2 separate regions of the Homo sapiens genome follow, and region 1 is linked to region 2. The links are chromatin loops, found by intact Hi-C in ENCODE. Cell type or tissue: heart right ventricle. All regions are shown on one strand. Each heading gives the region's core, and the rest is flanking DNA. Links, peaks and the distances in the headings are about the cores only.

Region 1 (3,548 bases), core at 689-3,188, 300 kb after region 2:
ATTTACTTGATACATTTTTATCTGTGAAAAATTGAGGGTATCCTGGGTTGGGGTTAAATGCATTATTTTTTTCCACTAAAATGAATAAAATTTTTTTTTTCACTGAAAAGCCTCCATTGAAAAGCTTAGTAGCTCATTATCCCCAATGGGGATGACAGTCCCTTTGACACCACCCTGTTGGGGTGCTGGGTACCTTGTCACTGTCTAGGCCCCTCATTGGGCCTCCGCTGGAGTGGTGGGTGGGGGTGTGGCTACAGTTCCTGCAGAGGTGTTTGGCTGGAGGAAAGTAGCTACTGTCTCGAGTTTTCTGTCTTGCTAGGCTGCCCCTTCCCTGGTCCTCTGGCTAGAAAGAGTGGACTTTTGTTGGGGCTCCGTTTGTCTGCTCAGGCCTCATGGTGTTTCTGGGTCTCCAGTTTCTTTAGCTCCAAGTCTGGGATATCTGAGCCAAGAGGAAAACCCCAGGAACTCACCAGTGTGTCATTCTTCAGTTCCCAAGGTCCCTGGCCTGTCTGTCTTCTTTCTACCTTTCAGAGTCTTCTTAGGTTTCTTTTTATATACAGTGTCCAAGGTTTGGGGTTGTCTATATTTATTTCAATAATTTAAGAGTCATTATTAAAATATCTGTAAAAATCTGGTACCCTGAACTGAATCCTGCTGACTAGGCATACCCTGGGCCCTTCTCAGGAGGCCTGTGTGGCATTTTTCATCCTTGGTGTCCAAGTTCAATCTTGTTGGTTTCTGATATACATTCCTGGGCAAAAGCACTGTTGCCTTGACACTTGGGTGGGAGAGGCAGCCCCTCCATTCCCAAACACACCCCCCTCCTCACTGGCATTGCTGAAATATTCAGTTTCACTCCCCATGGCAGGTAGGAGCTATCAGCACCAGCACCTGGAGAAGAGTTGGGCCCCATGAGAAAAGTGGGGCCCTTGAGTCAGGTTCCTCCCAGTGATTCTACCACCAACTGGCCTTCCGACTACCCAGCCCAGCCCAGCCCCAAATGCCTGAGTCAGCGGGGAGGGCTGCAGCCCTCATTCTGCAGAGTGTAAGGCAACCCCCATTGGAAAGCCCAGAAGAAACTGTGGCCCACAGACCACTCTCCAGGGTGCCTCGTGCCTGTGACTTTTTGTGAATTCTCCCTCCTTTAACTTCTCAGTTACTTTCAACTAATTGCTCCTTCCATTCTCTTTGTTCTTTCAATGTGAGTTATTTTTAAGCCCAGAGAGGAACCTTGGAAATTCCCTGGCAGATAATAATTGATTCTCACAACTTTCGTCATCCTTATTTAGAATTTTTGTGGCGCCTGCAGCTATGGCCCAAGAAATGTCCCCAAAGGATGGTTGACCAAGCCCTTCCCAACATCCGTCTTGAAACTGCCTGGTTTCCCACTTGCCATACAGGGATTTCCCTCTCTCTACCCAGTGCACTCCTCCACCCCCAGAAAAGAAAACAACTTCTATCTACCTGGAGGGGGAAGGAAGTAATTGCTATATGGCTAGTGGTCAGGGGCTCCAGAAAGAAATCAGCTGGCTCCTGCAGGGCTTCTGCTGTTCATTCCTGGAAATCTGGAGGGACCTGGAATTCCATGTCTTTCTGGTTCGAAAGAGCTTGGAGCCAGCCAGCCCTGACAATATAGCAATGGCCAAGAATGCCCCAGGCCACTTGGCATTAGTGGGCGTTCTCAGGCTCACCCTTGCTGGGCGGCGGCTCCTTTGCACATGTGGAAAGCCATCCGTAGGTGGGAGGGAAGCCAGGGAGTCCACCTCAAGTGTTCCCTCCTAATTGGGTAGGAAAGACTAACAGGTTCAAAATAAGGAGGTCTTGATATGGAGCTAAATGGCAGATGGAATCAGCTGGGTGAGCCCTGGGAGGGCAGGGAAGAACCCAGATGCCACTGGAGGAAGAGGCACTAAGACTGTCCCTCTGTCCTCCCTTTTCCTTCTTCCTGCACAAGGCCTTGCTTAGTTCTCAGGGTGAGTGATTGCTGGGACTGGCCTCTGTGTGCAGGCAGGCCAAGAACCTTTCTTTCCATTCGACAGATAAGACAACCGAGGCTCCGTGAGGTGCACTCCTACAGCAGAGGGCCTGCCAGGGGCTCCAGGAGTGAGCTAAGCCTGTCAACTAATCACAGCACCTTGCAGCCACCTCCCATCTGTCTCCCATTCGCCTTTAGACACAGCCTCCTTGGCTGATGAACACTCAGGGACAAGGACCGCAGTGACCTGTAGTAATGGAGACAAAGGGCTGAATGGCCACTGAGACCTCGGTGGTGATAACTGCATGAGGTCCAAATTCTTTGCCTGAGAAGGAGCCAAGAGGGCTGCTAAGGGCACTGGAACAGACTTGGAGTTAGGCCTCGTTCCCCAGCAATGGAGACCTAGGCTTCCCTGCTCTGGCCATTCACAAATATTTGTCAGCGGTCGTTGGCTGGGCCAGCCAAAACCAGCTCCTCTCTCTTCTGTATTTGCTGGCGCTGGGTTTCGTCGATACCTTCATTCAGGGGCCAGCTGGCTGCTCCCCACGAAACCTGCGGGTTTGGGGTTTGGCTGGGCCAGGGATGAGCCGCTTTTGCTCCCAGCAACCCGGCAAGGAGGCTGCACTTGGTCTCAGACACATGGACATGTGGGTCCTGGGTTGGGAAACATACTGGACACCCAGTTTTGCAGCCCTGCAAGTAAGAAGGGCAAAAACCCAACTCTCTGCCTCTTTATTTCTGGGGAAGTCTTCTTCGGGTGAGGAAGAACAGCACAGGAGATAAGATTAATATTCCATTTGTGCTACTGGCAACACCTGCTGTTAGGAAAATAATGCTTTTTTTTTTTGGAGAATGGAAATTGTCGGTTTATGCTTTTTCCATCGTTCATTTAGTTTATTCTTTATTCTTTGGGTTCTGAAATCAGATGTCTTGTTTTACTCTAAGACTGCTCTCTTTTATACAAAAAGACAAAAATGTTCTCGGAACACCACAGCTGCATTTTGGGAGGTGGGTGTAGGGAGAATAACTTCAAATTTTGTTTAAAAAAATGGTTTTAACAGCAGTCCAAATGGAGACAAATGTCCCTCTGTTCGTTTTTTATTTCATAATCGTTCCCAACTAGATATTCTGAGTGCCACTGACTTATTATGGTTCTCTCCATGTCGGACATTTTACCACATAATTTGTAGGTCTGCTTAAAAATTTCTGAAAGCAAAATTCCTAGGGCAAGTGGTTTTAAAACTATGCATGGGCTCATATTTCTTGCCTTCAGGAAAAGTGATGACTGCTTATTACCAGCGTAGGCACCTCCACTCCTGCCCACCTACACATGCCCTGAGTGAGCTCTGCCTGCCCTGGCCCAGTCACCTGGGACAACGCAAGGGTTGCGGTGAGGCTCGGAGGCACAGGCACCAACAATTTCTCTGCAGCTCAGGGGCTGCTTAGTCGAGCGATGGCATATAGGACCCAGGAACAAAAGTCGCCACACACACCCACCCCAGTTTGCAGAATGATGGGGAAGCTTAAAAAGGAAAAGTATAAGGGAGGGGAGGTTTTCTTCCCTCATGAGGGA
Region 2 (3,548 bases), core at 516-3,015:
GAACTGATGATTCATTATTTCTCCCAGAGTTTGCTGTCCAAGCCCACGTAAAACCTCCTGGCCCCAGTATTCGCCAGAACTACCTGGGAGAGCATCGTCCGGGAGCACCACCCACCTCCCATCCTGGGTCATGCTCCCCGCTTGTTCTTGTTTCCTCCCGCTAACTGACGCACCCTGTTCAAGGAGCAGAAGTTATTCCTCTCTTTCCTCTACAGCCAAGCAAATGCCTCCTGTTTAGCTGAAGCCCACCAACATTTGGTTTAAGGACTTATCATTGATGAACTAAAGTTACACAGCAATAGGATATGGAGGAGGAATGATAGTGAGGCTACGTAATCCCCAAATTTATCCTTCACCCCCAGAATTAAAAAAAGAATGTAAATGCGTCCTCTGCTATTTTACGACAGGATCTCCAAACCTGTGTAGTTTTCATCTGAGCAGGACTGCCCACCACAAGCCCTGCACGTGCTGTCTGTAGTCACTAACCCATCACTCCCGACCTGCGCCATCTGCCAACAGTTACTGGTCTGCCTTGCGACCAGCAATCTCCCATTTCCTTGTCTATTCAGAGGCTTAATATGGTCTTGAATTTTTTTTTTCAATCTGCTATGTAGCTATTGGATTTTAAATTGTATTAGACTCTGGACCTGTGCCAGGTGCTTGCTAGAGTTTCTGATGCTATCTTATATCATCTTTAGGTGGAAGGGGGAAAACGCCATTCAACTTTCGTGGTAATAAAATTATTGCAGTTGTGCCCTCCATCTGTTCACTGAACTTCCTGTGGGTTTTCACCAGATCACATGACTGACAGCAGAGATGGCTTTCAGGCTTTTGGTCTGCTTGTTGCACCCAAGTCTCAACCACCAAACCAGACCCTTGCTTTGTCTCTGAGCTGGGCGTCCGGATGTCCCACTGTGGTAGGTTGACTCACTGGAGCTGATAAAAACATTCCAGCCAAACTTGAGAGTCTAGCATTACCTCTGGCTCCAAAAATCAAAACAACAGGATTGCTGTAAGTAGCTTTGGATTGAGACCAAGCTACAAGCTTGAGGGATGAGTTTTCTCTCTTTGTTGAGCTGTGTCACAGGACAAGTATCTCGGAAAGAGAAGCGTGAAAGCCAGGGGCTCCTCACCAAAGTAGCCTGAGCTTGAGATAACCAGTGCCCTGCCCTGTGCCAGCCAGTTCTAGCTGAATTCCTGCCATGACTATGAGATCCAAGCCCCCGATCCTTCCCAGGCACCTCCTCTGCCTTCCCAGAGCTTTAGTCTAAGTCCTCAAAGCACGTTGACCTGAGAGTCACTAGCTAGAGCCCAAAGGGGTTCTTAGAAGCCCAAGGGAGGGAAGATGTGGGCAGAGAAGAGCCAGACGGATGTCGGAGTTAAGAGGGCCTGGCGATACCTGAGCAGCCGGGGCCCTGGGCCACCAAGAGGGTTTGTTGGCCATGGCAGAGATGAAGACACTCTCAAGTGAAGAAGTTGGACTTCCCTTAGCCTCACAGGATGGCATCATTGTTCTCTACAAAGGGACATAAAGGAAAGAGTGACCTTTTCTAGGTTGTTGATTTGACATTCAGACTGACATTTCTTGGACTCAGTCCTGACAAAATGTGTCCCCAGTGTCCTTAGTGCTAAATTAAACCTTTTGTCTTTCTTTTCCTTAGTACTTTAGACTTCTAAGACATCTTAGAGGGAGAAGCACATATTTTTAAGAATTGCTATTTAAGTCTCAAACCATGCTGGCTTTCTCTATAGGGAGGTAGATGGACAGGTAGATTCGGAGAGGGGGTCAAATTAAATTCAGCTCGGGCCTACCCAGGTTGACTGAATAACATTCTCAAAATTCTTTTATGATTTATGCCTAGTGTTCACCCTTTTAAAGTGTTCCCAGGCACTGCCCTTACAAACAGCTCCCTTCAGGAAAAAGGAAGCTCCTTACCATGTGCTTCCAGGTGTTTACTCTGTGTAGCCAGTCCTGGAGAACATGCATAAATAACAAACAGAGTGCGATTACCCTTTCTGAATCTTTTAGGTGCTGGTGAAAAGTTACAGGCAAACAACCCTAAGGAACAATCTCTCTGCTCCCTTGCTCACTGTGGGAGAGGAGCTGGCGCTATGGTTCGGGGAATGCGCAGTGCTGTCTGCATGTTCAGGTTTTCCAATAACGGCTGTGTGTTCACGCTGCTCTCTCTACCCGCTCTTTCAGTCCCCCCATGACCAGTAGTGCACACTTGGGAGACAGCAGTTTGGGAACCCAGTCTGTGGAGGGGACCAGGCCTTCACTAGCCAGCACGGACGGGGGCAGCGCCTGGAACCTCAGCCCACTTAGCTGGGAGCTCCCAGGCCACAGAGCAGCTCAACAGCAGCTTCAAGCTTGTCTTTGTTTTCAGCAGTTGGGAGCCTTAGCCTTTAAAAATGTCTATTGTCAACCTCCAGGACATTCAGATACCATCTCCAATGCAAAGTCTGTCTAAGTAGAAATCAACAAATGCTTAACTTCAGGGTTGCAGCTGAACCCAGGCCCAACCCATTCAACCCTTTCTTCAAGTGAACCCTGCAGAGCCTAGAGGCATGGCAGGGAATACACCTTTAGACCTTACTGGTCTAAACATAAAACCACACCTAGTCAGAATTGGAAGGAGCTCAAAGGTCCTTCATTTTTCACAAGGCTAGAAAACTGAGTCCTGAGAAATGCTATGACTTGCCCCAAACTGCCCAGCTTGCCACCTGCTGAGCCAAGACAGAGCCAAGGCCTCCTGTCCCCAGCCTGGGCTCACCTGGTGATCAACCCCATCACTCACAGTGAGGAAACACGGCCACAAAAGGTTAAGTGAGTTGTTGGTTAGGAGGATATTGAAGAAACATCTGAAGCTCATTATTATTACTTGAAAGACATGAAAACCTAGTGTCCACGTTGGCCACAGACATTCTAAGGGCACACTCAGGTCCCTTTTGACCCTGGGGAGGCTCCAGAGGAAAGGCCTGAGCTTCTTTCAGCTTCTGGCTCTACCACTCACTGCTGTGGCCTCTTTTTCATGTGACTTATTCTTTTGGGGTCTTGGTTTTTTAAATCTCTATAATGGAGTGAATAATACCTGTGTCACAGGATTTTTGTGCAGATTTTACGTCATTCGTTCATTTATTTAATTCCTCATTCAGCAAACGTGCCTTAAGATGTCAGTGACATGCCAGATGCTCATAAGGTCCCTGCCTTCTTAGAACCGATGTTTGTTCTAGTTGGGGAAACAAATGGTGCACAAGTCAACAAATAAGAGAAGCACCAATTGCACTGAGTGTTGTGAAGGCAATAAGCCAGTGAGCCGAGAGAGGCCACTTTTGTTTTTTATAGGGTGGTCATTAGTGAAGCAGGAAGTGCCTGGTACATGGCAGCTCTAGTCAGAGTCATTTCCACTGAGCTTCCTACTGGGCTGTCTGTGAACTTCAAGCAGAAGGCTTCATTCCTGGTCAACCACAGCCCCCGCAGCCCCGTGTGGCTCAGGGAGTTAGCTGCCATGCTGGATGTTGTTGAACGTGCTGCACGATCTTACAGG

What was found. A loop is a pair of places that touch in the nucleus more often than their neighbours do. Peaks named below come from ENCODE experiments on the same cell type or tissue, not always from the same donor. Only the 100,000 strongest peaks of a DNase experiment are listed, where the experiment ranks them.
Region 1: a loop joins it to region 2, with 20 times the contacts of the local background. A loop is called at or near these places in 1 of 110 quality-filtered maps.

The regions. Positions count from the first base shown.
Region 1 is chr18:48,752,876-48,756,423 of GRCh38, reverse strand. All of the region lies in intron 7 of CTIF (cap binding complex dependent translation initiation factor), which reads right to left. Among named protein-coding and RNA genes, the nearest start is that of MIR4743, 84 kb to the right of the region's middle. In heart right ventricle, for the core only: no CTCF peak of the experiment used is centred there; no DNase peak of the experiment used is centred there; H3K27ac peaks cover 1,518 bases.
Region 2 is chr18:49,050,518-49,054,065 of GRCh38, reverse strand. The region is part of intron 17 of DYM (dymeclin); the gene reads left to right. Among named protein-coding and RNA genes, the nearest start is that of MIR4744, 2.5 kb to the right of the region's middle. In heart right ventricle, for the core only: no CTCF peak of the experiment used is centred there; no DNase peak of the experiment used is centred there; H3K27ac peaks cover 769 bases.